Regions from separate parts of the Homo sapiens genome. Here regions 2, 3, 4, 5, 6 and 7 are each linked to region 1. Evidence: chromatin loops called from intact Hi-C (ENCODE). Cell type or tissue: PC-9. All regions are shown on one strand. Each heading gives the region's core, and the rest is flanking DNA. Links, peaks and the distances in the headings are about the cores only. Region 1 overlaps MTCL1 (microtubule crosslinking factor 1). Region 2 has its middle 150 kb from the start of NDUFV2. Region 3 has its middle 120 kb from the start of NDUFV2. Region 4 has its middle 180 kb from the start of GACAT2. Region 5 has its middle 150 kb from the start of GACAT2. Region 6 overlaps MTCL1 (microtubule crosslinking factor 1). Region 7 has its middle 160 kb from the start of NDUFV2.

The links. Peaks named below come from ENCODE experiments on the same cell type or tissue, not always from the same donor. Only the 100,000 strongest peaks of a DNase experiment are listed, where the experiment ranks them.
Region 2: a loop joins it to region 1, with 5 times the contacts of the local background. A loop is called at or near these places in 7 of 110 quality-filtered maps.
Region 3: it touches region 1 in a loop (13-fold over the local background); 14 of 110 quality-filtered maps call a loop at or near these places.
Region 4: it touches region 1 in a loop (10-fold over the local background); 4 of 110 quality-filtered maps call a loop at or near these places.
Region 5: a loop joins it to region 1, with 8 times the contacts of the local background. A loop is called at or near these places in 4 of 110 quality-filtered maps.
Region 6: a loop joins it to region 1, with 4 times the contacts of the local background. A loop is called at or near these places in 8 of 110 quality-filtered maps.
Region 7: a loop joins it to region 1, with 6 times the contacts of the local background. A loop is called at or near these places in 5 of 110 quality-filtered maps.

What each region holds. Positions count from the first base shown.
Region 1 is chr18:8,798,213-8,802,667 of GRCh38, forward strand. MTCL1 (microtubule crosslinking factor 1) reads left to right here. Exons shown (of 15, transcript NM_001395333.1): 9 at 1-79. Among named protein-coding and RNA genes, the nearest start is that of GACAT2, 93 kb to the left of the region's middle. RefSeq lists an enhancer at 1,966-3,165. In PC-9, for the core only: no CTCF peak of the experiment used is centred there; DNase peaks (open chromatin) are centred at 2,509 and 3,179; H3K4me3 peaks cover 718 bases; H3K27ac peaks cover 3,306 bases.
Region 2 is chr18:8,946,285-8,950,739 of GRCh38, forward strand. No RefSeq gene overlaps it. Among named protein-coding and RNA genes, the nearest start is that of NDUFV2, 150 kb to the right of the region's middle. RefSeq lists an enhancer at 2,333-3,105. In PC-9, for the core only: no CTCF peak of the experiment used is centred there; a DNase peak (open chromatin) is centred at 2,617; H3K27ac peaks cover 1,543 bases.
Region 3 is chr18:8,976,848-8,981,302 of GRCh38, forward strand. No RefSeq gene overlaps it. Among named protein-coding and RNA genes, the nearest start is that of NDUFV2, 120 kb to the right of the region's middle. RefSeq lists an enhancer at 261-792. In PC-9, for the core only: no CTCF peak of the experiment used is centred there; no DNase peak of the experiment used is centred there.
Region 4 is chr18:8,888,657-8,893,111 of GRCh38, forward strand. No RefSeq gene overlaps it. Among named protein-coding and RNA genes, the nearest start is that of GACAT2, 180 kb to the left of the region's middle. In PC-9, for the core only: no CTCF peak of the experiment used is centred there; a DNase peak (open chromatin) is centred at 2,475; H3K27ac peaks cover 1,187 bases.
Region 5 is chr18:8,857,043-8,861,497 of GRCh38, forward strand. No RefSeq gene overlaps it. Among named protein-coding and RNA genes, the nearest start is that of GACAT2, 150 kb to the left of the region's middle. In PC-9, for the core only: no CTCF peak of the experiment used is centred there; DNase peaks (open chromatin) are centred at 2,309 and 3,979; H3K27ac peaks cover 2,301 bases.
Region 6 is chr18:8,728,306-8,732,760 of GRCh38, forward strand. All of the region lies in intron 3 of MTCL1 (microtubule crosslinking factor 1), which reads left to right. Among named protein-coding and RNA genes, the nearest start is that of GACAT2, 23 kb to the left of the region's middle. RefSeq lists an enhancer at 2,106-2,400. In PC-9, for the core only: no CTCF peak of the experiment used is centred there; a DNase peak (open chromatin) is centred at 2,246; H3K4me3 peaks cover 413 bases; H3K27ac peaks cover 1,282 bases.
Region 7 is chr18:8,935,712-8,940,166 of GRCh38, forward strand. No RefSeq gene overlaps it. Among named protein-coding and RNA genes, the nearest start is that of NDUFV2, 160 kb to the right of the region's middle. In PC-9, for the core only: no CTCF peak of the experiment used is centred there; DNase peaks (open chromatin) are centred at 1,080 and 2,240; H3K27ac peaks cover 2,109 bases.

The sequences.
Region 1 (4,455 bases), core at 210-4,209:
CTCCCCACACTCCCGGGTGCAGATTGGAGATCACAGCTTGCGGCTGCAGACCGCGGACAGGGGACAGCCCCACAAACAGGTGGGTACCTCGACCCGAGCCTGTCGCCCTGCCCACACCAGGGAGAGGAGGCTCCTAAGCTGCATTTGGGTCGTTTTGTTTCCAGTGTTGGCATTCAGGTAGCAGAAAATTCCACCGCCTGACTGCGGTCACCTGTTGTCATTTGTGATGCTGGGTTTTTCCTAGAAATCACCTCATCAAACCTTTTCCATCTTAATGTCAGCCCACTCTTTCATTTGAGTTGCCATATAAATAAGGACTGTAGTAAGGGCAGATCAATGCTGCGTGTCGCTGCTGGGGCCAGTGAATTGACCTCAGAGGGTCTGCCATTGGCAACATCATTCGTTTGGCAGCATAACGTACAAGGAGCAAAGGACACGTTTTAAAAAAAATCCCCCAACATGGACAAAATATTTCAAGTTCTCTTTGGCCCACTTGAAACATAATGCTCCCAAATAAAAGTATTTGATGACACTTTGAAAAAAATTAATGTATAAAGAGAGGTGAGACTTCAGTGTTATTAAGTAGCTGTTATTGTTGCCAGAGACCACAGAAATAGACTCTACTTAATAAAGCAAAAGATGCTACTAATAACATCCAAACTGCTTGCATTTTTATACCAAAATGGCAGTGACGGAGGATTTGGAGTAAGGAGCTCCAGAGCAGGACCCTGTGTTAACGCTGTCTCGCTCTCAGGCTTCTGAGTCCCCTCTAACCCAACTTTATTATGTATTAATAATAATAAAGCTGCTCAGGGGGCTCCTGGAGTACAGCTGGATGCCCCTGCCCTAGGAAGCCTGCGTTCAGGGCTGAGGGCGCAGGGGCAGGTGGCCACGGGGATGCGGCAGTCATATGGGCGCGGCTCTAGCCTCTCAGCCACAGACACTCTGGGGCACTCCCTCTGCACTGGACGCCACAACTGCTGCTCCTCCCTGGCCCAGGCTCCCGAAGCCCAGAGCCTCTGGGAGCTCTAATGGGAGCACGCTGTCGCCAGAGCCCTGGCTCAGATCCAGATGAGGACAGGCGGCAACCTTCTGAGTGCAGGCTGAGGGGAATTTGGGTTCCCCCTGCTCCCTCTCTGTACAATCAGATTTTCACACCTAAACAGCTGTTTCCTATGTACACCTGTCCCCACTTCATTCTCCCTGAATAACATGACTCAAGGAGGAGATGATACTTGCAAAGGAACTTTTATTCACAGCCATCAGAAAGTATGCCATTATGCCAGTGTCCATGGGGAGAATTTAGGTCATGGAATGAGTTTTCCAGCAATAATCTAGTTAGAAATGAAAATGCTACTTTGCAAATAATGCTTTACAATCTACTAATTTTACTTTTTGAAAAGAAATGTTGTCATTCAATCCCATAAAGCATCTGTGCTTACCTCCCATAATATTGCCACTGATGGCCACTGTTCCCACCTCGCCACAAACCTGCTGCGTCTAAGAAAACGTGTTTCCCACGCATTCACGCAGATGCTCTGGACAAGGAGAAAACCTCGCACATCTGGTTTTCTAAACAACAGTCATAGAAAATGTTACTGTCAGGGTGGAAAATAACGTGAAGTCACTCAGCTGGAACCTTACATTCAGCATATTTTATTGTCATTTCCCTTTGCCTCCTGCTTCTTCCAACACTAGTTTTTAGCGATTACCCACGAAAGTGGAGATGGACCCGTGAGCTTCCACTGCGGGCCATGTGTGATAGAAGCACGTGGCGGGGTGGGGTCCAGACACTCAGACCCAGGTCTGCCAAGTGGGCCAGTGTTCACAGTAGTGAGTAAGGAGCTCACTAACGCATGCACAACCCTCTGTCTGTCCAAGGACGGAAGATGGACGAGCTCTACTGTAACGACAGCTGGTTCTCTGGGAGGGAACATTCCCGGTTAGAGGATTTGCCTCTCTGTGACTGGCATGAGTATTAGCCAGGCAGCTGGGATGCAAGAGCCAGGGTACGTGTCTCACAGAGCTGCACAGAGCCGGGCCGTTCCCGAAACGCCGAGCACCTCGCAAGGCGATTAGTAGCATGGGAAACCTAGCCAAGCCGTTTTCCCAAGGACAAGTTCTCAGTCACAGTATTCCTCAGGCCTTGGTCTTTGCTTTGTGACATATGGAACGTTCTCACAATTGAACTCAAGTAGATGGCAACATTTATCACGTCCACAGAGGTTTAAAAAAAACTGCATATACCGATCAACCTTGGGATGGCTCATAACAAATCATCAGGTTGGCAAACATTTGGCTCCGCAGACATTCCCTGTTTCCCTGTCTTCAGCCACGTGAGCTCGCAGTCATGACCTGGGCGCTTTAGAGCCACAGTGAATGCTTTCAGTTTCCCCAGCCATCCTGAAGAGCAGAGGCTGCGCACACGCAAGAGGGAATCTTACAGTTTTCCTTGAGCTCCAAGACTCACGCCACTGCGTTAAGCATTTGAGGCCAGCATTCCTAAGGCTGTTTATGCATTTCATGCTGATTAGTAATTCCTGGAATCCAGCTACTTCACACAAGGTGATTAATGGTGTGGGAATGATGGCCCTGGGGTGCCAACAGCTTGTTTTCCCTACTTGGATTAACTGATTTGAAAAGAAGTTACTTTTTCATTCAGGGATGTGACCTAATTATCATTTAGTAAAACAACTAAGTAAAAAAAAAAAAAAGTGTGAAGAACTTAATATAAAATTCATAGCAAGAGCTGAAGGAATTGTGTTTCATATTTAAGTCTTCACCTGCTACAGGCCACTGAAGAGCCTCATCCAGTCCAGCCTCAGGACTGAGTAGACTCCACTTCCCTGGACCTCTGCTCCTTGTCGGGGCTTCTGTGCTGCGTTAGGGCCTTCGGGGGCTGCCTGAGAAGTCAGCCTTTCTCCTGCAGACAGAGAGCCCTTGGCTCCCTGGGCTTCCGGGGCTGTGGCTCTCCCAGGCCCCAGCAGTCTTCCTTTCTGGCCATGCAGGCTGCCCACCTTTGCTTGCCCAAGATGAAAAACTTCCAGAAAGAGCACCCTTGCCAGAGGAGGCCTCACATCAGAACTGTGATCTGCCTGACTTTTTTTTTTTTTTTAATTAGAAAGTTATCTTGAGCCTAGATGGTATTTACATTTCAATTTTGTACGTCATACCGTGATTCATTCTTCAGTTTATCCTGCAACTGGGAGGCCTCCCCTATAAGGCGTGCTACTCTTTCTGTAAGAGGAACCAGACCAGAGCTTAGGATCTGAAGCGTTTTATCTTTGCCGTGTACTTGTGGTGGCAGTTGTTCTGTCACTCTTTAAGTAGCCCCTGCGTGAGGTAAAAATTCACATGTGCAGATGGGTGCTTGATGAAAGGACTCTCCTTGCCCCATCCTACCTCCCAGAGTTAACCATGGCCTGCAGTTTGCCACAGGCCTTCCAAAGTGCGTAACTAAGCCTGGGACCTCACAAATAAGTCTCTTCCCTAATGGCCACCTGATTTTCATCAGACTTGCCCTGGTTTCCTAAGCCTTTGGGCTGATAACTGTGTTTACAGCTTGTTAAATATGTGCCTCATTTATTCTTTCCCGGATCCACATTCATTCTTGGGAAGCTCTCAGTGGCATTTGTGGAGACCACAGCCCAGAGCCCTCCTGGACAGGATCACCGGGCAGACTCTTGGCCAGAGGGCAGAGGACTTCTGTGTGTAAATGACTCTAATTCCCATGATATTAATAGATTATATTTTCAGGGTCTGTCTTGAGTGGCCCATTCTCTGTAGGGGATAATGGTTTTTAGAAAAGAACTTTTCTGGATGTAACAATGAAGGTTACATTGAGGAGAACGACAAATGGCTCATTTATAAAAATGCTGCTGGCTGTGTGAATGTATCAATTCTAGCTAATCTCACAGTAAAGAATTTGTCCAGGGACTCCTGCTGGTGGAGGAGTTGCCTGTGTTGAATGCTAAGTGAGGTCTCAAAAAGGAGCTGTGCGTGCCTTGTGGGGGTCTGGGCAGCTACCACATCATTCTGGAATTCTCCTGCCTCTGTCAAGGAGCCTGAATAAACGTGGATGCTATCACCTCTATTTTGTGACTGGCGTTTTGTGGGTTAACCCATAGCAGCAGGTCAATATGTCTGTTCCAGCTTTAGATTAATCCTATCTCCAAAGTTAGTGGCTGTGATGCAAGCAAAGTAGTCGGTGGTGGTTTAGCTCTTTTGTGGAGCTGTGATTTCACCTGCTGAAATCTTAGAAATCTTAGGCAAGAACAATTTTGAAAATTAGCCAGCATTGCATCACAGATACCTTGATACGTTACCTTATCTACAAACTTCCATTTCACTTTCTATTAGTAATACTTATAAATAGACTTGGATATTAGACTTGGATAGACAGACTTGGATAGCAGTCTGATGGACCAAAGACCAATTCTGAACCTGTTAAAAAGT
Region 2 (4,455 bases), core at 213-4,212, 150 kb after region 1:
AATGGAACCCTCATACATTGCTGGGAAGAATGTAAAATGATGCAACCACTGTTAAAAACAGTTTAAGCAGTTTGGCAGTTCCTCAAAAAGTTGAACATGAAGTTACCATAGCACCCAGCAATTCAATTCCTACATATATACTCAAAAAAATTGAAAATGTATGTTCACACGAATATCTGCACATGAATGTTCATAGCCACATTATTCACAATAGCCAAAAATATAAACAACCCAAATAACCATCAACCGATGAATGAATCAACAAACTGTGGTACATCCATACAATGGAATATTATTCAGTTATAAAAAAGAAGGGAGTGCTGATTCATGCTGCAACAGGGATGAACCTTAAAAACATTATGCTAAGTGAAAGAGGCCAGAGAGTGAAGGTCACATAGCGAATGATTCCATTCAAGTGAAATGTCCAAAATAGGCAAACTCGAAGAGATGGAAAATAGATGAGTGGTTGCCAGGGAACAGGCAGAGGGGAAAAGTGACTGCTTACGGTTTCCATGGTTTCCTCTTGCAGTGATAGAAATGATTTGGAATTAGACAATGGTGACGGTTGCACGACATTGTGAATATACTAAAATCCATGGGATTGTACACTTTAAAATGATGCATTTTATGTTATGTGAGTTTTTGTCTCAATAAAAAAATTGCAAAAAAAAGAAAAAAAAAGGAATTAAGAAAGCAAAAACAGGCAGGGCACGATGACTCACACCTGTAATCCCAGCACTTTGGGAGGCTAAGGCGGGAGGATCACTTGAGGCCAGGAGCTCGAGACCAGCCTGGCCAACATGACAAAACCCCATCTGTACTAAAAATACAGAAATTAGCTGACTGTGGTGCTGGGCACCTGTAATCCCAGCTACTTGGGAGGCTAAGGCACAAGAATCCCTTGAACCCAGGAGGCAGAGGTTTCACTGAGCCAAGATTGCACCACTGCACTCCAGCCTGGGCGACAGAGTGAAACTCTGTCTCAAAAAAAAAGAAAGCAAAAACACAAAAAAGCAAAGAAATTTCTCCAACTGCAATCAGAAAAAAAGGCAGAAGGAGGCTGGGCGTGGTGGCTCACACCTGTAATCCCAGCACTTTGGGAGGCCGAGGCGGGCAGATCATGAGGTCAGGAGATCAAGACCATCCTGGCCAACATGGTGAAACCCTGTCTCTATTAAAAATACAAAAAATTAGCCAGGCGTGGTGGCAGGCACCTGTAGTCCCAGCTACTTGGGAGGCTGAAGCAGGAGAATGGCGTGAACCCAGGAGGCAGAGCTTGCTGTGAGCTGAGATTGCGCCACTGCACTCCAGCCTGGGAAGACTCCGTTTCAAAAAAAAAAGGCAGAAGGTGAAGCCAGAGAGATTCATAGCATGAGAAAGACTCAATACACCATCGGTGGTTTGAAGAAGGAAAGGGCAACGTGACAAGGAATGCAGATGGCCTTAAGGAGCTGTGAAAGGCCCTGGCTGACAGCCAGTAAAGAAACAGGGACCTCAGTCCTTCAGCCACAAAGAACCAAATGCTACCAACAACCTGAGTGAGCTTGGCAGAGATTCACCCGCAGAGCCTCGAATGGAATGCTCCCCTGCTGACAGCTTGATTTCAGCTTTGTGAGACTCTAGGCAGAGGACCCAGCTGAGCCCCACTGCACCCACCCTTTGAACCTACAAAACTGTGAGATAACGATGGATATCGTTTTAAACTACTAAATTAGTGGCAATTTGTTAGGGCAGCAATAGAAAACCAATACATTGGTTTCTTAAACACTTAGTTTCTACCAGTGTATTAGTTTTCCATTGCTGCCCTAACAAATTGCCACAAATTGAGTGGCCTACAGAAAGGTGGTTTGGCTGGACGTAGCATCCCTGCATCATTTTATCTAGTGCTGACTGCAGCATGAATATGGATAGGAATGTCGAGCGTAGGAGAAAAGACAAGAAGACAAGGAAGGAGGTGAGGACGGGGCCATGAGGACTGCTTCAATACATGGCCAGACGGAAAGCCACCAATAGGAGGAGGAGCCATGAGGCTCAAGAAGAGGAAGGTAGTGCTGTGTTACGGTCATTGCTTTGATCAATGCTGTCTCAGACAACAGAATACACTCTAGCTAATTTAAATAAAAGACATGTATTTAAAGTCACTAGCAATTCATAGAATTGTTGGGAAAAGCAAGGACACAGAGGCTAGGCTGAGCTTCCAGGAATAAGTGTCAGAGGAGCTGCTGCCTCTGCCATCATCAGGGAGTCATCGATCTGGAAGCTACATCCCTGCTCTTGGCTGGAGAACCTTCCTGCCCTGCTGCGATGCACAGCAGCAAAAAGTGATGCCTCCAGCCCTGCCTCCCTGCCCAGCATCTCAGTTTCAAATGACAGTCCCAGAGAGGGCGCCTGATGGGTGGAATTGAAACCTCAACTGGAAACAGTGGAGAGGGAATATGGAAAATGTCATTTTTAGCTTTCTCTCCACTGCCAGGAAGGTATGCAAAGCAGGAATAGAATGAATGCTGAATGAGTCAGCCCACAGTATCTTCCTCAGAAGGCAAGGAAGGCCAGTGTTTGAAAGAGGGAGTGGTTAGGCTGGCAGTGTCAGATGAGGCTGAAAGAGACAACGAACCTTTCCGGAATTTAGTAATGACAGGACACCTAAACAAAGCTGAACCAATGCATCACAGAAGTGGAGTCCTTGAAGAATGAATATAAAGTGAGAAAACGAAGACAGTGCCTATTATCAAGTGTTTCCAGAAACTTGGCTGTGTAGAGGTGGAAAGAGACAGGGCGGAGCTGCAGGGGTGAGGGGTGTGGAGGGACAACTCAGAGTCAATTTCCCTTCCTCTCCTTTGACTCTGATTGGTTTGGTTTCCAGATGTCTAAAAACCGATGAGAAAGTCCTTTGCGGGGGGAGGGGGTAGATATAAAGATAAAATAGATCATTCAAAGGGGAAAAGGGCTAATCCATACAGTGAGATTTCCGAGAAGGCAGCAGGGGTGGGGCAGGGAGGCCCAGAGCGCAGGTGGAGAGTGAGCCTGGTGTGGAGTTAGCCACTTCTCCCCAGAGGAAGGCAAGGATGTGGAGGGTGAAAGCGGGCTCGCAGACACGGTAGGAGAAAGACAGGCACAGCCATCTGGTAGCTTCTATTTTCTCTGTGAAGTGGGATGCTCAGTCATCGGCTGAGAGGGAGGAGGAGGAGCGGGCAGCTGAGAGCCAGGAGAGGGACAGCGCGATGGGTCCTCTGGAGAGTGAGAGGGCGAGGGGGGCCACAGACACAGCGAGGGGGGAATATCACACCCCCTGAGCATGGCAGGACCTGCGCGCTGGGGTGTGGCTCTCCTGGAGCAGAGAGAAAGTATGCACACACACACACACACACACACACACAGACACAGACACACAGAAACACAGACACACAAACACACATACACACAGAAACACAGACACAGACCCCCACACACGGACACACAGACACACATATATGATACTTCTTGTCTCATCTGGGATGGGGTTTTTGCCAGATGGGTACAACACTAAGAAAAAATGAGCTTGGGAGTTGGTTCTGTGAACACCTAGCTGGTTTGAGAAGAAAACAGAAAGGTGAGGGCTGAGGGAGTGGGAGAAACAGAGGCCGCGGCACCACTCCCAACCAGGTGGCACCAAGAGCCAGCGTGGCAGAGGAGGGGGGAGGTGCGGGAAGCAAACTGCGGGAGAAGAGGTCGCACTGAGAGAGTGCCGCTGCTGACTTAGGGATGTGCAGTCTTTTGAATGATTGCTATTTTCCAGATCCTGTAATAGACTAAATGATACCCCAGAGAAATTCGAATAATAGTGATGACACGTCCACAGGGGGCAGATTTACCAAGAAACCTAAGCTGTAAGGCCTGTCACCTGTAAGCCCTGGGAGGGGCCCTAGCAGTTTTTATGTTTGTTATTTTGCATATATGCACAAGCTTCAGGGACAAAACTTAGGTCCACCCACGGGCCCCTCCCCAGGCCTTGGAAAAGGACATGCACATAAGGAACACCACAGTCAAAGTTTCCTCAGCATCACGCCATCTCCATCCCGTCATGACATCTAACTGCACTGAAAGAAATGAGCATCTAGCTGAGGTTAAGTTTCTGCACATGTGCGTATGTGTATTGCATAGACTTTAAGGTGGCCCCATGACCCCTGTGACTTGCTCCTAACCAACAGAATATGACCAACGTGATGCAGTGTGACTCTCAGGATTATGTAGTTATATAAGACTTGGTCTGTTTGAAAGATTTGAAGAAGCCAGCTACCCTGAGGTCTACATCTTTCCACAGCCTTGGTGAGTTTGGATGGAGACCCTTACCCATGGGAGTCTCGAGATGAGAACGCAGCCCTGGTCAGGACCCTGATTGCAGTTTTGCTGAGGACCCAGCTAGGCTGTGCCCAGACACCTGCCCCACAGAAACATAATAAATGTGTGTTGTTTTAA
Region 3 (4,455 bases), core at 351-4,350, 180 kb after region 1:
CCTGAGTCACCTTGTTAGCATAAACTCTGCTGTGGTCCAAGGGCCCACCATGAATAACAGATACTCTTATCACTCGGATTCAGACGCCATGTTCCCGGAACCTAAAACAAAAACTAGACACATTCTTTATTATACAACACAATGACAACAGTGGATATTCATTGTTGGTTTTCTAGATGTTAAACTCTGTGCTGAGCACTTTATATACATCTCATTTGATCCTCAGGAGATCCTGAGAACATGTGCCCAAGGTGGCCGGGTGTGGCCAACTGCTTGGTTTTACACATTTTAGGGAGGTATAAGATATCAATCAATATATGTAAGATGTACATTGGTTCAACCCAAAAAGGTGGGACAACTCAAAGGTGGGGGCATCCAGGTCTTAGGTAGATTCCTTATTTTCTTATTGGCAATTGGTTGAGTTTATCTAAAGACCTGTAATCAACAGAAGGGAGGGTCTGGGTTAAGAGAAGTGTTGTGGAAACCAAGGTTCTTGTTATGTAGATGAAGCCTCCAGGTAGCAGGCTTCAGAGGGAGTAGGTTGTAAATGTTTATTGTCAGCCTTAAAAAGGTGCTGGACTCTTAGTGAATTCTCTCCTGGGTCAGGAAAAAGACTTAGAAAGGGAAAGAGATCCTCTACTGAATGTAGATTTTCCCCAGAGACAGCTTTGCAAGGCCATTTCAAAATATGTCAAAGAAATGTATTTTGGGGTAAAATACTTTGATTTCTATCAGGGCCTACTATCTGTCATGTTGGTATCTTATTGCTACAAAGAGTCTGTTTTGGCAGTCTCAATGTCTCTGTTAATGTTAATGCTGTTGGTCAGCTATGCCTGAATTCCAAAGGGAAGAAGGTGTAATGAGGAGTGTCTGACCCCCCTTCTCATCATGGCCTGTTTCAGGTTTACTTTAGAAAGCCTTTGGCCAAGAGGAGGGGTCCATTCATTTGGTTGGGGGGCACTTAGAATTTTACTTTTGGCTTGCAAATAATACTGTGTGTTGGACACATGATTATCCCCATTTTACAGGTGACAAAACTGAGGCACAGAGAAAGGAAATAACTTCCTTGAATTCTCACGGCTGCCACAGCTGGTTAGTGGCAGAGCAGAGATTTGAACTCATATCTGTAATGTGTACTACCAAGTCCCTCCAGCCCCTCTAGAACCTACTGTAAAAAAGGAGAAACCAAGAAGATAGCCATTTTTGCTATAGAAGAACAACACAGATCTAACATGAGGACCCAGGCTTACTTAGCATTCTTGGGGGACAAAACAATCTATGTCCTGCCCTAGAGTGAAAGTATTCAGCCTTTAGAGTCAGAGGGGCTGCTTTGAATACGGGCCTTTCTAATTAGTTGAGTGGTGTTGGAGGGAGAAAAAAGTACTAAACTCTTTATAAAAATGTATAAAGATATGCAAAATCTTTATAAATTAAACAGAGACTCTGCTAACATCTACTCACAAGTTTGGTCTGAGGAATAAAGGAGATAATTTATTTGAAAGTGAAAATCACTCTTCCCGTGTAAGGCTTTTTTGCCTCACTCAACCCGTCCCTGTCCTTTCACCATCAGAATGATCTGCTCTCCACCTGATCTACTATCTATTTATTCCTTACATCTCACATGATGCCCTTAAGCCTCTCTGATTGCCTTGGATCATATTTTTGTTCCTTAGCTTGATTGTTTTTATACCGTTCACATGGACCATTACTTCAGCTTCAGGAAACACCTGCTTTGCAAAGCATTTACTAAGCACCTGACGGTGCATGCCACTGCACAAGGAGCATGGCCGAGGGGCCATGAGGAGCTGCAGCAGTGTAGTGGGAAGGGCCTGGAGCCTGGCCTCTGCAGAACTGAGTTCTGGCCCCCGTTCTGCCTCTTCCTCGCATTGTTACCTTAGGAAATACACTTAACTCTCCTGCATCTCAGGCTATCATTTGTAAAATAGCTCAATAATTGTACCTGACCTGCCCAACCCCATGGGCGGTGGGAGAGTTGTATGGGAGACTATATGTGGAATTTTTTTGAAGCTAACTATATGAGTAGAGAACTCTATGACTAGAGGGAATAATTATGTAAGACAGCATTGAAGCAGACATAGACTCCCACATACAGAGAAAAATAATTCTAGAACAACCCTATAGAAGGCGCAGACAGAAAAATAGCACAGGACGTGCAGGCAGATAAATGTGTTCAAACCACAGAGTCAGGTTCATTTTGGAAGGCAGTTGGCAGGGAGGTCTGGAGAAGAGGTGAGAGATTGTTTACAAACGTGACTGGGACTGGGAGCAGAAGCATACATAAAGCCAGTGGCAGTGTGGAAAAATCCAGTGCTAAAAAGGAGAAATGCCCATAAGTGGGTCTTGAAAATTACAATGTGATTCCCTAGGTGGCACCAACGCATTCCACAGTGACACTCAAGAAGCTCAACTCTTCTTGTCTATGGGTTTTGCCACGTTGCCCAGGATGATCTTGAACTCCTGGGCTCAAGCGATCACCCTGCCTGGGACTCCCAAAGCACTGGGATTACAGGTATGAGCCACCTTGCTGGCCAAGCTTAACTCTTGTAATGAGTATGGTTATCTGTGGCCATAAGCAATGGAAAACACCTCCATGTAAGGTGGGTGGAAGGAAATCCAAAGCTGCTTGGTGACTTCATTCAGAGGAAGGCCACATGGGTTGCTTCAACTGCATAGAATCTCCAAACACTATTTTCTGACAGGATACAGAAGAAGTAAATTGAATATCTTTCTTTCTTTAAAAAAAGAAAGAAAGAGAGAGAGAGAAAGAAAAGAAAAATTGAGGGCTTTGAGGGCTTTTGGTGACAGCTTTGAAAATAAATAAAATGTAAAAGCTTTTAAAAAACTTTAAGCTTTGAGAGAGATACGACTGTGACCTGAGTCACATAGTATGTGCTTGCAATTTCTGTTTCTTAGATTATAGAGGAACTCTCTTCTTCATTGTTCTTGTTCTGTAAATGACTAAGAGAGAACAGAGACCAGACCTCCCCTGCTTCTAATCACTGTTCTTCATTATAGATTAACTGCCACCTTTATTATCTTGTACCCAACTCAGACCAAGTGGTGCAAAAGACCCCTGACTATTACATCTGCACTGTGGAATGTTAAATATACCTTTCCCAAAAAGAAAAAAAAATTACCTTGCCAAATCGGATTATTGTAACTATGCAATAAGCCTTACATAGAAAGATAGTGAAATTCTATTAAGCTTCCCTAAACTTTGACCATATAAATGATCCCAAACTTCTATACTTTGGAACACTCACTCCCATTCTTTGGAATCTGTGCTTCATGAGTGGCTGTCCTCAAACTCTGTGCTCAAAACTAGATTCTGACCCTTTTGATTATTTTAGGTTATTTTTACTTATTTTATCTAAGTTGGTGCTAAAGTGCAAAATCTTACCTTGGCTACTTTTGTTTATTCATTTAACAAATGTTTGTTCAGTGCCTACTGTGTGTGTAATCTATGCCTTTGAGATACCCCAGTGAGCCGACAAAAATCCCTGCCCCTGTAGAGCAGGTGGATTCTCGCTGGGGAACATGGAAGAGGCAGAGAGACTGACTGCATGCAATAAACTAATCAACAAGGAAGTTAAAGAAGAAAGGAGACGTGATCAATGCTACTCAGAAAAGAAGAGGATCACCTGAAGGGAATTAGAAGTTCAGGGTGGGACAGTTGGAATTTTCAATTCTGGAGTCATCTCGAGCACGATACTTAACCTCACTAGGCCTCCTTTCCTTTTCCATAATAGGAAATGAATACCCGCCTCAGGGCCACAGCCATAATGGGACAAAGTGCTCAGTACAGCACCTGATTCAGATGAACACCCACAGAGTCACCACCGTCACTGTTACTCACCCGAGTTTTGTCCATTGGACCACTGTACACAGAGAAAAAGAAAGTTGGTAATTGTGTGGTTTACGGAGTTTAAACAACCTCTTCCACCAGAGCCACTGAGCCTAAATCTACTTTAACAAGGAGCAAAGGATATTTTGATCCACAGCAAGAGAAAAGGTTTTCAAAGCAAATACCCTTGAGATAGAAAACAAAGATTCCACTCCAGTTCATTTACTTGCAACAACAGCGGTTGGAGGAGGGTAAAACCAGGCTGAGAAGAAGAAAGAGCACAGGAGGCCCCAGGGCAAGAGGAGGAGGTGAATCCCAGCAGGGGATGGAAAGATGGGAAGAAAAGGCCAAACCATTCGCTGGCTTTCTGACTTTATTTCCAAATGCCCTGCCGGAGATGTGCTCATTAATGGTTTGTTTGAACAGGCCACGTCTACCCAATGGACCCAGACTAAAAGGAACAGGACAGAACTGAGGGAACCTCAGTTAAGGTCAAGTGCCTGCTTAGTCTCATGGACTGTACAGAGAGTAGGAGAAACAGCTTGCCTTGGAGACAGCCTAGGAGCAGAAATAATAAGGAACTAATCATC
Region 4 (4,455 bases), core at 167-4,166, 90 kb after region 1:
AAGAGTGTTTTCCAACTTGGTTCCATTCTCCCTGTCACTTTCAAGTACACCAATCAGACGTAGATTTGGTCTTTTCACATAGTCTCATAATTCTTGGAGGCTTTGTTCATTTCCTTTTACTCTTTTTTCTCTAAACGTCTCTTCTTGCTTCATTTCATTCATTTGATCTTCAATCACTGATACCCTTTCTTCCACTTGATCAAACCGGCTACTGAAGCTTTTGCATGTGTCACGTAGTTCTCGTGCCATGGTTTTCAGCTCCATCAGGTCATTTAAGGACTTCTCTGCGTTGGTTATTCTAGTTAGCCATTCATCTAATCTTTTTTCAATGTTTTTAGCTTCTTTGCAATGGGTTTGAACATCCTCTTTTAGCTTGGAGAAGTTTATTATTACTGATCGTCTGAAGCCTTCTTCTCTCTACCCGTCAAAGTCTTCCTCCATCCAGCTTTGTTCCATTGCTGGCGAGGAGCTGCGTTCCTTTGGAGGAGAAGAGGTGCTCTGATTTTTAGAATTTTCAGCTTTTCTGCTCTGGTTTCTACCCATCTTTGTGATTTTATCTACCTTTGGTCTTTGATGGTGGTGACGTACAGATGGGATTTTGGTGTGGATGTCCTTTCTGTTTGTTAGTTTTCCTTCTAACAGTCAGGACCCTCAGCTGCAGGTCCGTTGGAGTTTACTGGAGGTCCACTCCAGACCCTGTTTGCCTGGGTATCACCAGCGGAGGCAGCAGAACAGTAAATTTTGCAGAACAGCAGATGTTGCCTGATCATTCCTCTGGAAGCTTCATCTCAGAGGTGCACCCGGCTGTATGAGGTGTCAGTCAGCCCCTGCTGGGAGGTGTCTCCCAGTTAGGCTACTCAGGGGTCAGGGACCCACTTGAGGAGGCAGTCTGTCCGTTCTCAGATCTCAAACTCCAAGCAGGGAGAACCACTACTCTCTTCAAAGCTGTCAGATCAGGACATTTTTTTGCTGATGCGTAACTTCTAAAACTCCCCAAGTTAGGCAGTGCAGCTGAGCCAGGATCTGACATTCATGCTCTGTTCTCAGGCAAGCTTACAAAGCTACATTTTTACCAGTGAGAGCCACAAATATGTGGTCTATTCCACAAATGTTCTTTGCCCAGTCTGAAGGAAAAGACTAGTATGAAGATGATAGTTCCTCCCAGGGTTGATGATCAAAGAACCAGATTCTGTCTACACTGGATCTGGTTGCACTGGCTGACTTGAACTCATCTTGTTCAAGAACAGAGTGAGGCCCAGTTAATGCTGCTGGGAGAAACTGAGTAGTTTGTCTCCAGGTCAAGATGTACAGGAGGTGGTCATTGAGGAAAACAAGTGCCCAACTCATCCAAAAGCTGACCATTGAGAAGACCAAACACCTAAACTGCTTCTGTGGAATTTGAGGATTTGGCCAGGCTATTTCCAATGCAGTGAAAAATTTCCATTTGATTCTGAATAACTGCTTGTAAAACACAAATAAATGCAGCACAGTTTTATAAGTTTTCTTCAATTCTGGCAATAAAGTAAGTGAATTCATTGGAACAATCCCTATGCTAACCTGCTAACCAGCTGACAAACCAGATCAATAGGATACTGTCTACTCCTCTGACAGCTACATTTGTGTCTTACCACCTCTAATTGGTATTTGATTTTAAATCTATTTCCAAAAAAAGTTTTTTAGAAGTTTAAGAAATTTACTATTAATATTAATTTGAAATAATAAATTATAAAATTATAATAATGTGGTATAAACATTTAAAAATGCAATTGAACACATTATAAAGTTGAGAAATAGATCCATATACATACGGAAATTTAGTATAGGCTAAGGTTAGCATTTCAATCAGTAGAAGAAAAATAGTTTATTCAACAAATGGTTAGGGGACAATTATCAAGAAAACAATTTGCAGCCCGGGCAACATAGGGAGACCCCATCTCTACAAAAAAAATTTTTTTTAATTAGCCAGGCATGGTGGCACATGCCTATAGTTCCAGCTACTCAGGAGGCAGAGATGGGAGGATTGCTCGAGCCCAGGAGCTCAATGCTACAGTCAACTATGATAACACCACTGTATTCCAGCCTGTGCAACAGAGCAAGACCCTGTCTCAAAAAAAAAAAGAAAGAAAGAAAGAAAGAAAAAAAGAAAACGATTTGAATCTATAATCACACTTTTATGTTGGAAAAAAATTGAATCATTCAGGTACTAGAGGAAATCATGGGGTAATTTGTTTTTATAATAATCTTAGAAAAGGAAGTGCTTTCTATGTATGAAACAAAATCCAGAATCTGTATCCTGAGTAATAAAGAATTTATTGGGCTTTGTCCCTGGTTCCTGGTTCCTGTGAGTTAATCTCTAACTTCTTGGAATTTCCTGGGTGATAGGAATGTCTTTGTTATTCATGGTATGCCCTCATAGTTTATTCTAATAAGGTGACTCATAGGAGGCTCTTCGACAGTTTCTAAGAGATGACTCGAGACAGAGGCTGGCCACTGAGAGAGAGACCAATTATGTCATTAGAGGGTTGGAATTTGAGCCAAGTGATATCAGCCTGATCTCCAGGGAGGGAAGAGGGGTGACTGGAGACTGAGTTCAGAGGGTGACTAGTGTTTCAATCAATCATGCACACATAATGAAACCCAAAAAAACTCTGAACTTGAAGCTCAAGTGTGTATCCTAGTTGACAGTACTCTGCATATTGTACACACCGATGTGCTCGGAGGATGATGCATCCCATCTCTGCAGGGAGAGGACACCAGAAACTTCCCATCTAGGACCCTCCCAGACCTCTACCTATCTGTCTCTTCTTTTGATTGGTTCTTATTCGTAATCTTTTTGTGATAATAAAACTGTAATTTTTTAAATCATATAGCTCTTCCCTGAATTCTGTTAGTCATTCTAGTGAATTATCAAACTTGAGAGGATCGTGGGAACCCCGAACTTGTAACCAGTTGGTCAGGAGTGAAGGTGGCCTGGGGACCCCTGAACTTGCAGCTGATGCCTGAAGTGAGCCTCATTTCAGACATCAGCTGCAAGCAAGTTCAGGGGTCCCGAGGTCCCCAGGAAGTTTATCCTCACTCTGGGTGCTTATTGTCAGAGGCCATTGCACTGTTTTAAAAAGGACTGATAAAGTTGATAATATTAAACTCAAAATTTTCTACACAGCCTCCTCAGAAGTAATGTAAAAAGACCAGTACAAACTGGGGGAAATGTTTGCAACTCATATCACTGAAAATGACTAATTTTTCTAACAAATAAAGAACATCAGTACTTTGGGAGGCCAAGGCAGGAGGATCACTTGAGCCGAGGAGTTCAAAACTAACGTGGGCAACATTGTGAGACCTCATCCCTACAAAGAATTGTTTTAAAATTGGCCAGGCATAATGGCGTGCACCTGTAGTTCTAGCTACTCAGGAGGCTGAGATGGGAGGATTGCTTGAGCCAGGGAGGTCAAGGCTGCAGTGAGCTATGATCACCTCACTGCACTCCAGGCTGGGTGACAGAGCAAGACCCTGTTTCAAAATAAAAATAAAAGAAAAAAAAAAAAGAACATCTACAATACAAAAAGATGAAAAGCCCAGTGGAAAAAGAAGCTTAATCAAAAAATGAGATATAAATGTCTTTTAAACTTACAAAAAGATGTTCAACATCACCACAATGAGAAAACTGCAAAATGATACTTCCTGACATGCAAAATTTTTACCAGATTAGTAAAAATCAAAAAGTTCAATAACAAACTGTGTGTGGAAGATGTAGGAAGTAGGCACTCTCATTCTTTCTGGTGTAAGTATAAGTCTGTATGTCCTCCAGGAAGGGCAATTTGGCAATAACTATCAAAATATTACTGCAAGCCAGATGCAGTGGTTCATGCCTGCAATCCCAGCACTTTGGGAGGCGGAGGTGGGCGGATCACCAGAGTCAGGAGTTCGAGACCAACCTGTCTAACATAATGAAACCTCGTCTCTACTAAAAATACAAAAATATATATATATATATATGACCAAGCGTGGTTGCGGGCGCCTGTAATCCCAGCTGCTTGGGAGGCTGAGGCAGGAGAATCGCTTGAACCTGGTAGGCAGAGGTTGCTGTGAGCTGAGATTGCACCACTGCACTCCAGCCAGGGCAACAGAATGAGATTCTGTCTCAAAAAATAAAAAATTAAAAAAAATTTTTTTAAACCCAAAATATTACTGCAGATGTCCTTATACGCAGTGGTGTTAGTTTTAGAAACTGATTCTACGGGTATGCTTGCTCGTGTGTAAAATTATTCATATACAAATTATTTATGACAGTATTGTTTCTAGTAGTAAAATATCGGAAATATTCTAAATGTTCATCAGTAGGAGAATGGTCAAATAGTTATGCTACAACCATATAATAAAAATAATTCATATATCCATAACAATAAATGAAGAGGGAAGCTTTTATGTACTTCGTGAAAAATATAGTAAGTGAAA
Region 5 (4,455 bases), core at 178-4,177, 59 kb after region 1:
AGCACAGGGAAGCGGCCCAGAAGGACTCTGCCCTACCCCCGCGGCTGTGAGCGCCCACTTCCGGGTCACTTCCGGGTCCTGGGCGGCCCTCTCCTCTGCGTCCGGCAGGCGGTGGCCTCCGGGGCCTCCATGCGGACTCCTCAGCGGTGACACAACCAGGCTCTGCACGGGTCCCTCCTCCCAGCGCTGCAGCTCGGAGACTCTCCAGACAGTCAGCTGGGGCCGTCGCGGGCCGCCTCACTTGCCTCCCCTGTCAGGGGGATGACTTTCTCATGCTGCCTGTTGCCCAGTGTGGAAGCCATTGGTTCACAGATTTTCCTTAAGGTTTTTAGTATTTTAAGTCTCAGCGGTCAGTCTGGTACTTGTTACATCATCTTGGTCAGAAGCAAATGTTCATTTGATTTTCCACAAAGGTGCTAAAGCAATACAATAAAGAAAATAATGCCTTTTCAATAAATGATATAGAAACAACTAGATTCTCACATGCTAAAAAATAAACCTCAGCACCTACCTCCCATCAAACAGAAAATGTTACATGATGTGTGCGTAAACCTGAACATAGCAGTTAACATAAACATAATAAAGCTTTTAAGGGAAAGCATGTCTCTAAAACTTAAGAGTAGGAAAACATTTCTTAGATAGGAAACAGCAAATAACAATAATAAAAGAAAAAAAATGATAGATTTTATCAAAATTGAAAATTTTTGCTCATCAAATGACAGTTAAGAAAAACAGGCAAGCTGCTGACTTGGATAAAACATTCACACAACTAGAAACTATTATCTAGGATGATAAAGAACTACTATAATTCAATAATAAAAAGACAACTATAAAGTAGTCAATTAATATGATCAGATACTTTACAAGGAAGGTATACATATGGCCAATAAGGACGTAAAAAGTTGTTCAATGCCATTAGTCATCAGGGAGCGGCAAATAATTAAAACCAAAAGACATACCATTACATAGCCACGAGAATGTCTAAAATTAAAAACACTGACAACAACAAATGTTGGTGAGGAAGTGGAGTGACTGGAACTCATATGTTGTTGGTGGAGGTATAGTGGTATCTGGCAGTTTCTTGTAAGACTAAGCATACACCTACCCTACGGCCCAGAAGTTCTATGCTAGGCATTTATCCAAGTGAAATGAAATATATATTTATTAAAAGAGCTCAGATTTATAATATCCAAAACTAAGAAACTCCCAGGTATCTATCAATAGGAAAACAGATATACAAACTGCAGTATATTCGTATAATGTGATGCTGCTCAGTAATAACAAGGAACAAATTACTAATACACAAAACAGCATCAATGAATCTCAAAACCATGCTAAGTGAAAGAAACCAGACAAAAAAGAGTATGTACTACTGTATATATATTATAATTACATTTATTTGAAATCTAGAATAAGCAAAATGAATGTACACAAAAAAGAGAGCTATCCATCAAAAAAAACGGTGATAGAAAATAAATCAGATTGATGGTGCCACTGGGGAGGAAGGAATGGTGGGAATTAGCTGGCATAAGGGACTTTCTGGGATTACGGTACCATTCTATGCCTTGATAGGGGTTTGTGTTGTACAGATTTAGGCAATTATCGAAACTCAACAAATCATAACATTAAATATTCGAGCATTGCTTTGATTGTAAAATTTACCTCAAAAGAAAAAAGTTAAATGGATTGATGGATGAATAGAGGGATGGAAAAATAGATACATATGTGATAAAACAAAGACAGTAAAAAATAGTAAAGTCTAGGTGGTTGGTATACGGATGTTCACTTTAAAATTCCTTCAACTTTTCTTTGTGCCTGAAAATTTCATAATATAAAGTGATGAGAAAAATGTTGTTAAATGAGTAGGGCAAGATGCTAGTCTCAGGCCAAAGTACTAGGACAGGGACTCAAGTACAAGATTATAGGACAAGACCAGTTAAACAAACACAGGGGAATAATAGTAATAATGGCCATCATTTATTTATTGGATACTCACTGTACTGGGCCCTGAACAGGGCACTTCTCAAAACTCAGCTTGCTTAAGCCTTCCAACATACCCATTTTACAGATAAGACACTAAAGCTTAGAGAACTTATATAATTCATCCTAAGCCCCACCCCACAGCCACAAAGTGGGTGAGCCAAGTTGGAGCCCTGGTCTATCAGATCCCAGGCATCATGCTGTTCCTCCTTTGCTATACTTCAGAGGGAAGGCTGGAGCTACTTGAACCAACAGCATTTAAGATTAGAGCAGGGCTGATTTGATGAGTCACTGGGATATTAGAGTCCAATCCTGTGTTGCTTAACATTGGGGATACATTCCAAGAACTGCATCCTTAGGCAGTTTCATCATCGTGTGAACTCATGGAGTTCATTTACACAAACCTAGATGGTGTAGCCTACTACACACTTAGATCATATGCTATAGTCTACTGCTGCTAGGACACAAACCTGTACAGCAAGTTACTGTACTGATTATTGTAGACAATTGAAACACAATGGTAAATATTTTATGTATCTAAACATTTCTAAATATAGAAAAGATACAGTAAGATTTGATATAAAGGTTAAAAAAAAAAGATACTCTTGTATAAAGCACTTGCCATGAATGAAGTTTGCAGGACTGGAGGTTGCTCTGGGTGAGTGAGTGGTGAGTGAATGTGAAGGCCTAGGACATTACTGTGTACTACTGTAGACTTTACAAACTCTGTACACTTCGGCTATGCTAAATTTATTTTTAAAATACAGTAAGTGTGATATGACTTTACAACAGCTACAATGTCACTAGGCTATAGAAATTTTTCAGCTCCATTATAATCTTATGGGACTGTATTTTAAATTCCTTCTGACTGGGCAAAGAATGAACTCCAGAGTTTAGGAGAGGGCTGTCAGAACTGAGGTTCTGCAGTATGCACTCTATGGGGCAGGGACCATATCCCTCTCGTGTTCCTGCTATAACCCCACAGTCACAGTACCTGGCAAATATAGGCATTTCCACAAATGTTTACCAGTGAATGAATAAATACATACAGAACTAGGAAACCAGACAGATCATTATAAATTCTCAAGCAGGAATGTGACTACGTGAGTGGGAAAATCATCTTTCTAGATCAATCTTATTTCTCTCAAACTGTACTTCTGAGATTCTCCAAAAGAATGCAACTTCTTTTGAATGGCTTATTCCTGGAGAGGTTTTTTGTTGTTGTTTTTGTTTGGGTTTTTTGTTCGTTTGTTTGTTGCTGACACTGGAGGTGTTCTTTGCACATTTTAATGTATGCCAAGAAGTCTGTAAGAGTTCTGAACAGTCTCAGAATCTTGACTTTTGGAAGATCTTTAGAGGTTGTTCAGGCTAGCAACAAATATAGGATAGTAAAAGAGTCTTGTAATCACTTTTCTCCCTCTTTGCTGGAGAAAGAGCAAAGATTCTAACCTGACAGCAATAGCACAAATGAGAACCACAAAAGCCTCTTCTTGAAAGATTCCTAATCTGTGGGAGAGAGTTGCTTTATGAGAGGCCAGGGGCCAGAGCAGGCATGCTCCAGGTTCTGAGTTTTCCAGAGAAGACAGGTCTGCCTGTGCCATCTCTAGATTTGGTTTTCTTAAGTGCTCTGAAGACAGTTCTATATGGTAGGCTGGGTAATGGAAAAGAATGCCTCCCCTAAAGATGCACTCAAAATAATTTTCTATTCTGGTTTCTTTAAAAAAGATGCTCCCAAACTACTCTTTCAACGAGATTAAAGCCTATTTGCTTCTTTGTACAAGAGGAATGGGATTCCTTATAGTAGGGCCTTTTGGGCTACTTAGATTCTTTTACAGAACTGGAATTCATCAGCAGGTTCTGGTGTTAATGTGGCTGAACTGCTTCAGAACACTCAGAGATTCTCACAAAATCCCGTTGATGCAGTGTTTTTGTTCACATTGTGCAAATGAGGAACTAAGACTCAAATAGATCAAATAACTCATGAAGTCATTCCGCTGGTATGAAGAAGAACAAGAGAAGGCAGAACTGATCTTCATGCCCAGGTGAGGTCTCTTGACTGTCAGCTTGGTCTTTTCACAACAGAACTTGAATGCCTGTTTTTCCCAGGTGCTAGCAATTAAAGCACTCCTGCTAATACTTGTCAGAATAGACTGGGAGTCTGAACTCAGCATTTTCGGTTGTTGCTATTTAGATTCATGACTTCTTTTGAAGCTGTCAGGCATTCCCTGAGACCTGATGCCAGATTTGTAGTTAAAGGAGAACCATGACCTATCTCCAGAACATTCCCTGTGAGTCTGAATGGAAGTTATAGATCCCTATGTCTTCACTAAGTTCTTAGTATATTCGGAATGGCCCATGCTTACATCCTTTCTGCCAGTCCTCCGTCACTCTCTGGAAGGTGATGTAAGATCATCAATGAAGCAGAAACACTGGGAAGCAGCTTGAAGGGAGTCAGCCTTTGAGTGGGAAGGGCCC
Region 6 (4,455 bases), core at 286-4,285, 70 kb before region 1:
TTTTCAGTTAGCAGTATTGCTTTCATTTCATATTGTCTTGAAATCTATTTAGTTGGGTGTGGAATTCCAACACTTTGAAGATAATATTTTATTATCTTTTGGCTCATTTTGCTGTAGAGAGGTCTGCTGTCAGCATAATTTTTATTTTTGAAGCTAATCTGTCTTCCTGATGACTCTTATACTTTTCTTTTTGTGTTTGGTATTCTATAGTTTCAGTCCACTTTATCTAGATTTATTCTTATTTTGCTCAGCATTCACCGTCAGTCTGATTAAGTCTGTCATGAAATCTGGAGAATTCTCACTCCGAATAGTGTTCGATAGTGAAATTTTCTCTGAATTGTATTTCCTTTCATCACCTGTATTCTTTCTAAAACTTCTGCTAGTCCCATGTGGGGCCTTCTTATGTTGTCCATTCTTTTTTTTTTTTTTTTTTTTTTTTTTTTGAGACGGAGTCTCGCTCTGTCGCCCAGGCTGGAGTGCAGTGGCGTGATTGATCTCGGCTCGCTGCAACCTCCGCCTCCCGAGTTCAAGCGATTCTCCTGCCGCAGCCTCCCGAGTAGCTGGGATTACAGGTGCACGCCACCATGCCCAGCTTTTTCTTTTTGTTTTAGAAGAAACAAGGGTTTCACCATGTTGGCCAGGCTGGTCTCAAACTCCTGACCTCAGGTGATCCACCCACCTCAGCCTCCCAAAGTGCTGGGATTATAGATGTGAGCCACCACGCCCAGCTGGATTGCTTGCTTATTGTACTGTTTTTTGAGACAAGGTCTTGCTGTCTCCCAGGCTGGAGTCCAGTGGTGTGATCACAGCTCAAGGCAGCCTGGACCTCCTTGGGCTCAAGCAGTCCTCTCGCCTAAGCACTTTCCACCCCCACCCCCGGCCCCGAGTAGCTAGGCTAGTGCCACATGCCCAGCTAATTTCCGTATTTTTTGGAGAGACAGGGTTTTGCCATTTTGCTCAGTCTGGTCTCAAACTCCTGGCCTCAAGGGATCCTCCTGCCTTAGCCTCCCAAAGTGCTGGGATTACAGGCTTAAGGCCTGCCTGTTATATATTTTTTTTCATTGTTGAGTTTTGAGAGTTCTTTGTACATTAAGTTAATTAATTAAAATTTTTTTAGAGACAGGGTCTCCCTCTGTCACCCAGATTGGAGTACAGTGGTATACTCGTGATGTACTGCCACCTTGAACTCTGGGGCTCAAGGGATCCTCTGCCTCAGCCTTCTGAGTAACTAGGACTAGAGTTATACGCCACCGCACCCAGCTGACTGTAGAAAATCTTTTGTAGAGATGAGGTCTCACAGTGTTGCTCAGGCTGTCTCAAACTCCTGGACTCAAGTGATCCTCTCACTTTGGCTTCCCAAGAAGACAAATATATATATATATATATATATATATATATATATATATATATATATATATATATATATATGGTTTGCAAATATTTTCTCTTACTCCGTAGCTTGTCTTCTCATCCTCTTACAAGGTTTTCTCAGGGCAAAAGTTTTTAGTTTATGAAGCCCAATTTAAGAATGATTCCTTTTGTGGTATCAATTTTAAAAGCTCTGTGCCTAACCCTACATCCTGAATATTTTCTCCTATGTATTTTTTGGAAAGTTTTATTGTTTTACATTGCACATGTATGTCTGTGATCCATTTTGAATTAATTTTTGTATATGCTATGAAACTTAGGTCAAGCTTCATTTTTTTGGCCTGTGAACACCCAGTTACTCTGGCACCGTCTGTTGAAAAGGCCACCTTTCCTCCATCGAATTACTTTTGCATTGTTGTCAAAAATCAGTTGGGCACATGTGTTTGGGTCTGTTTCTGGGTTCTCTGCTCTGTTCCATTGATCTCTGCCAGAGCCACCCAGCCTTGATCACTTAGCTATATATGTCCTGAAAGTGCTTTCTTGGTGCGGAGTCCGTGCCAGCCAGCAGATCCGAATCCCATTTGATCCCTCAATGGCATTTTGGCCCACTCACCTCTTTGCCTTTTGGTATGTCTGTGTCTCTCTACACAGCCCCGTCCTTATGAAACGCTGGATAAATATTTGTTCCATGGGTGAAGGTTTTATCATCTTTATTTTTCCCTTGAGAAAGAGCCAAAACATTATTTAAAAATCTCTTGCTGAGGAATTTCTGATTCTTTATATCATTACCTAAGGATAGTTAATAAAGGCCAGTAATTCCACTGTAGGTCAAGTTTTTTGACAATGACTGTGAGTCATGAAATTGGCCTGTTTGGTTAGTGATAAGCGAAGCCGCTTCTGTTCATCAACTTCCTGAACGTCAGCCAGGCTCCTCGCTGGGCTTGGACAACGCCGGCTTGTCCCCTGTGCGCTGTACAGCTGCCTTCTTTTTATTTCCTGTGCAGTCTCGCCCACAGCACTGCAGGCTCCGGGGGACCTTTTAGGGCAGATTATGGCACCCTTGGGATGGCTACCTTGGACGCAGCGATGCTGTGTGAACATTACTTTGCAGACTTCCTGAGAGATTGAAGATCCATCTATTTCTCTCCTTCTCTAAGACAGCCTTTCTTGGAAGATGGGAATCTCTGATAATGTGCAGGGCGTTTCAGCATTTTACCTACACGTTAGAATGGAACCTCTGACTTGTAGTGAAACAGACACTGTGCTTGCTGCTTTTCTTAAAAATAATTGGCTGGGTGCGGTGGCTCACGTCTGTTTTCCCAGCACTTTGGGGAGGCCGAGGTGGGCGGATCACGAGGTCAGGAGATCAAGACCATCCTGGCTAACACGGTGAAACCCCATCTCTACTAAAAATACAAAAAATTAGCCGGCCGTGGTGGCGGGCGCCTGTAGTCATAGCTACTCGGGAGGCTGAGGCAGGAGAATGGCGTGAACCCGGGAGTCAGAGCTTGCAGTGAGCCAAGATTGTGCCACTGCACTCCAGCCTGGGCGACAGAGCAAGACTCCATCTCAAAAAAAGATAAAAAAGTAAAAAATAATAATAATGATAATTAAAATAGGCTGGGCACGATGGTTCATGCCTCTAATCCCAGTACTTTAGGAGGCCGAGGCGGGCAGATCACCTGAGGTCAGGAGTTCAAGACCAGCCTAGCCAACATGGTGAAACCCCGTCTGTACTAAAAATACAAAAATTAGCCAGGCATGGTGGCAGGCGTCTGTAATCCCAGCTACTCAGGAGGCCGAGGCAAGAGAATCGCTTGAACCTGGGAGGCAGAGGTTGCAGTGAGCCAAGATCGCGTCATCGCACTCCAGCCTGGGGGGCAAGAGCGAGACTTCGTCTCAAGAAAAAAAATAATAATTAAAATATAGACAGCACATATTTCTGAATAATTTAGACTTTCACTAGGCAGTAAACTGCATCAAATTTGTAGCATTGTCTGTGCTATGGGAAAAATAGAAACTACTGCTCTTCTCAAAAAAAAAATTTTTTTTTGAGACAGAGTCCCACCCTGTCACCCAGGCTGGAGTGCAGTGGTGTGATCTCAGCTCACTGCAACCTCTGCCTCCCAGGTTCAAGTGATTCTCCTGCCTCAGTCTCCTGAGTAGCTGGGATTACAGGTGTGCACCACCACACCTGGCTAATTTTTGTATTTTCAGTAGAGACGGGGTTTCATTATGTTGTCCAGGCTGGTCTTGAACTCCTAACCTCAAGTGATCCACCTGTCTCAGCCTCCCAAAGTGCTGGGATTACAGGCGTGAGCCACTGTGTCCCGCCTCAAAATTTGTATTTGATTCTCTTGGGGTCTGTTGAATTTATATGCTACAAGTCATGTTATTGATGTAATATAATTTAGGTAACTTTATTCTTTTAATCTTCATTTTTTTTGAGACAGGGTCTCGCTCTGTTGCCCAGGGATCATGGCTCACTGCAGCCTTGACCTCTTGGGCTCAAGGGATCTTCCTGCCTCACCCTCCCGAGTAGCTGAGACTACAGGCGTGTGCCACCACACCCGGCTAATTTTTTTGATTTTTTAAATTTATTTATTTATTTATTTTTTAGTAGAGACTGGGTCTCATCATGTTGCCCAGGCTAGTCTCAAACTCCTGAGCTCAAACAATCCTCCCACCTCAGTTTCCCAAAGTTTTGGGATTACAGGGGTGAGCTGCCGTGTTTGGCTAATTTAGGTAACTTTTATCTTCAAGTGCAGAATCAAGAGTCAGAGAAATAGAAATGCTTAGAAAATACTCCATAGGATTCTCTACGGCCTGAGTGCTGTTTCTTGGTGTTGCTCAGACTCAAGTGAGCCATCGTACGTTGAAATGGTATGATTATGAGCCAAATAAGCAAGTTGTGTTGTTTTTTTCTCCCTGGTAATAAAAAATCATTCGCATTGAAAAGACGCCGAGTCACCCATACATAGTTACACAGCCCAACTGAATGTCTCCCTGTTGGGCAGGTAATCAGGCAGCACTTGAATTCTGACCTGAGAATAAGCCCCAGAGAGAGGATGGACCCCAGGTGCTGGC
Region 7 (4,455 bases), core at 272-4,271, 140 kb after region 1:
TCCGAGTGTGGGGCCCACCAAGCCCACGCCCACCCGGAACTCCAGCTGGCCCACAAGCGCGGCGCGCAGCCCCGGTTCCCGCTCGTGCCTCTCCCTCCACACCTCCCTGCAAGCTGAGGGAGTGGGCTCCGGCCTTGGCCAGCCCAGAAAGGGGCTCCCACAGTGCAGTGGGGGGCTGAAGGGCTCCTCAAATGCCACCAAAGTGGGAGCCCAGGCAGGGGAGGTGCCGAGAGCAAGCGAGGGCTCTGAGGACTGCCAGCACGCTGTCACCTCTCAAAAGGAAAACAGATCTCTCTAATGAGAGAGAGGGGCTCCTGAGAGGAAAAAGGCTGGCTGGTGGGGGAGTCCGTTAGATTTTACAGGCAGGCTTGAGGAGGCAGTGTCTGATTTACGTAGAACCCACAGATTGGTTCCATCAGATGTGATATATAAACAGCGCATGGGGAAGGCTGGCCACTCCACCCTGATCTTATTATTGCAAATGGGCTTTCCAGTTGACTGGCACCATCTTGTCTGCTTCTTACTGTACAAGTGGCTGGTAAAGGGCGAAGGGAAGATGGAGCCGCCATTTTGAACATGCCTAATCCCAAGTAGCTTTTCCTGCCAGCATTCACCCGTGCAAGCTTCCAGTTTGGTTGTCTATGTCTGCAGCTCAATTTTACCGGCTGCTCTTTGTTAGAAGAGGATTTAGGGGCTACTTTTCATTAAAAAGGAAAACCTTACTGAGGACTCCAGTAACCTCACTATCTGTCTAAGTAATTTCCTCTTAACTCCTATATCAATGTTACAGCAATTTGGTTACAGATTGCTACTATTAACAGAAAAGTCAAACTCTAAATTATTTTAAAGAGTTTCATTCTGAGCCTATATGAATGACTGAGGCTTAGAGAAACACAATCTCATGAGGTCCTGAGAAAGTGCGCCCAAGGAAGTCCGGTTACAGTTTTGTTTTGTACACTTTAGGGAGGCCGGAATTACAGGCAAACACATAAATCAGTGAAGGTACACATTGGTTTGGCCTGAAAAGGTGGGATATCTTGAAGTGGAGGCTTCCAGGTTATAGGTAGATTCAGAGATTCTTTATTTTGCAATTGGTTGAAGGAGTAAGGCTCTGTCTAAAACTTGGAGTCAGCAGAAAGTAATGTTTTAAGATAAGAATGCTACCTAGCAAGATTCATGGCTTGCAGATATGATTTAACCCTTGCCTTGCATGGCCTTAGTCTTGTTTATGATTTGGTATCTTATTGCCACAGAGTCTGTTCTGTCAGTTGTATGGTCTCTATTTTAACACTAATACTGGTCAGTTATTGTGCCTAAACTCCAGAAGGAGGGGGTATAAGAAAAGGTGTCCAACCTCCCTTCCCACTGTGGCTGGGAATTCAGTTTTTAAGGTTTTTCTGGGGTCCCCTTTGTCAAGAAGGCATCTGTTCAGTTGGTGGGGGACTTAGGATTTTATTTTTAGTTTACACTACATTCCAAGGAAGATTAATGTATTACTCCATGAGGAGGGGCAGTGATCTAAGAGGGTCTTGTGTTTTACAGGGAAGAAAAAGGCAGATGTTGCAGCTGCATGCCACGTGACTCGGGCCACATAGCCACATTCCTCTCAAGGCTCAGAAGAATCTAAAGTTCCAACAGCTCTAAGTTTGAATCATTTCATTTCACAAAGGGCAAGGACTTCAGAGAGTAAGACGGGGGAAGGAGGATACAGTGTTCTCCTGGAGAGAGGTGCGGTCTGCAGGCGCAGCCTGGGAGCATGGGGACGTGGAGGCAGACTGGAGCAGGGTGCGGCTTTGGGACAATCACCTAGTGAAGGAATCCAAACTATGTCACCCCAAAATATATTTCTTTGACATATTTCAATATGGCTATTCAGAAGGGCTAGAAATACAAGAATAGCTGAAAAGCTGTTTTTCGTGGGTGAGGTTTGCATCTGTAGAGAAAATCTGCATTTATGCAGCCAGGCTTTCTCTTTTTCTTCCTTGTTCAGATCCAGGAAGGATTAACTGAGAGTCTGACACCTTTGAAAACCTGAGAGAAACATTTACCATCTATCCTCTCTGGGGTCTGCTACCTGTGAGGTTTCATCTACAAAACAAGACCCTCTTTATTAGCCAGGCCTCCTTTTCTCTCCCTCACGTAAACTTGTTTTACCACCATAACCTGTTTTGCCACAATCCAAGCCACTGTTCTTTCTGTAACCTCAAGATGGTGAGAAAAGAAAAGAACTCATCTGAGGAATGCAAGTCCTTTTAATTATCACACCTGGAGAGACATTAAAATGAGACCTCAGTCACACCCTACTCCCTGCCTGAGCTATGTAATCATCTCTTGAAACTGCTTGCTACTGCCATAAGTAGCTATAAATTAACCTAATAACATCGTACCAGACACTAAAACCCACATCCTATAGCTTAACCATGTATAGCCAATCACTAATCAGTGTTACTTCTGTAAATCAATGAGAATTCCTGACAACAACTTTGCATCTGCCCACTGCCTGTTCCCCTTTTTTTTGCCTATAAAAATCCACCTGTGGCCAGGCATGGTGGCTCATGCCTGTAATCCCAGCACTTTGGGAGGTCAAGGCAGACAGATTACCTGAGGTCAGGAGTTCCAGACCAGCCTGGCCAACATGGTAAAACCTCGTCTCTACTAAAAAATACAAAAATTAGCCGGGAGTGGTAGTGCATGCCTGTAATCCCAGCTATTCAGGAGGCCGAGGCAGGAGAATCGTTTGAACCTGGGAGATGGAGGTTGCAGTGAGCTAAGATCACACCACTGCACCCCAGCCTGGGTAACAGAGTGAGACTTCATCTCAAAAATAAATAAATAAAATATAATAAAATAAAAATCCACTTGTAACTGCTGCTCATCAGAGAGTATATTCGGGTCAACTTGAATCTATGCTTCCAGGTTGGAATCCTCAAGCCTGGCCCCAATAAACTCTCTACTTATATTAATTCTGCCTCAGCTTCTTCCCTTTAGGTCGACAATGGTGTGAAAGCATCAACCATTTGGCCATTGCTTTGAGATTGTTGTAAGACTAAATCTGGCTTTTGTCAGTTGATTTTTCGGTGACCCTTCAGAGGGTGATACAGTTTAGATCTGTGTCCCACCAAATCTCACGTTGAATTATAATCCCCAGTTTTGGACGTGGGGCCTGGTGGGAGGTGATTGGATCCTGGGGTTGGAGTTCTCAGGAATGGGCTAGCACCATCCCCTCGGTGCTATTCTCATGATAGTGAGAGAGTGACTTATCGTGAGATCTGGTTGCTTAAAAGCGTGTGTCATCTCCCCCATCTCTCTTCGTCCTGCTCTGATCATATAAGACAGCTGCTTCCTCTTGGCCTTACCCCAGGACTGTGAGCATCCTGAGGCCTCCCCAGAAGCAGAAGCTGCTATACTTCCTATGCAGCCTGCAGAACTGTGAGCCACTGAACCTCTCATAAACTACCCAGTCTCAGGTATTTCCTTAGAGCTGTGCAAGAACGGACTAATATAGAGGGTGAAGGAATAGTTTTCCCTTGGCCCCCACACTAGCCTCCTCAAGAAACAAGGGTGTGGAACTTCTTTGGGGGAACTGTGCTGTGAGAGTATAAAGATGTTGACGAAAAGAGCCAAGCTCTAATATATTTTGAAGAGATTTATTCTGAGCCAAATATGAGTTGCCAATGGCCCATGACACAGCCCTCAGGAGATCCTGAGAATATATGCCCAACACGGCCTGGCTACAGCTTACTTTCATACATTTTAGGGAGACATACGACATCAATCAACACATGTGAGATACACATTTGTTTGGTCTGAAAGGTGGGACAACTTGAAGCAGAGGCTTCCAGGTTGTAGGTAGATTCGGAGATTTTCTGATTGGCAATTGGTTGAAAAAGTTCAGTTATTGTTTAAAGACCTAGAATCAATAGAAAGGAATGTCTGGGCTGGGCGCAGTGGCTCATGCCTGTAATCCCAGCACTTTGGGAGAATGAGGCGGGCGGATAACTTGAAGTCAGGAGTTCAAGACCAGCCAGGCCAACATGGTGAAACCCCGCCTCTGGAAAAAATAGCTGGGCGTGGTGGCGTGCACCTATAAGCCCAGCTACCTGGGAGGCTGAGGCAGGAGAATTGCTTGAACCTGAGAGGCGGAGGTTGCAGTGAGACAAGATCACACCACTGCACTCCAGCCTGGGTGTCAGAGCAAGACTCCGTCTCAAGAAAAAAAAAAAAAAAAACAAGGAATGTTTGGATTAAGGTAAGAGGTTGGGAAGATCAAGGTTCCCATTATGCAGAGGAAGTCTCCAAGTAGCAGGCTTCAGAGGGAATAGCTTGTAAATGTTTCTTATCAGAGTTGATTCTCTCCTGGATTAGGAAAAAGGCCTGGAAAAGAAAGGGGATTCTCTTCAGAATGTACCTTTTCCCCACGAGAGTCAACTTTGCACGACTACTTCAAGATATGGC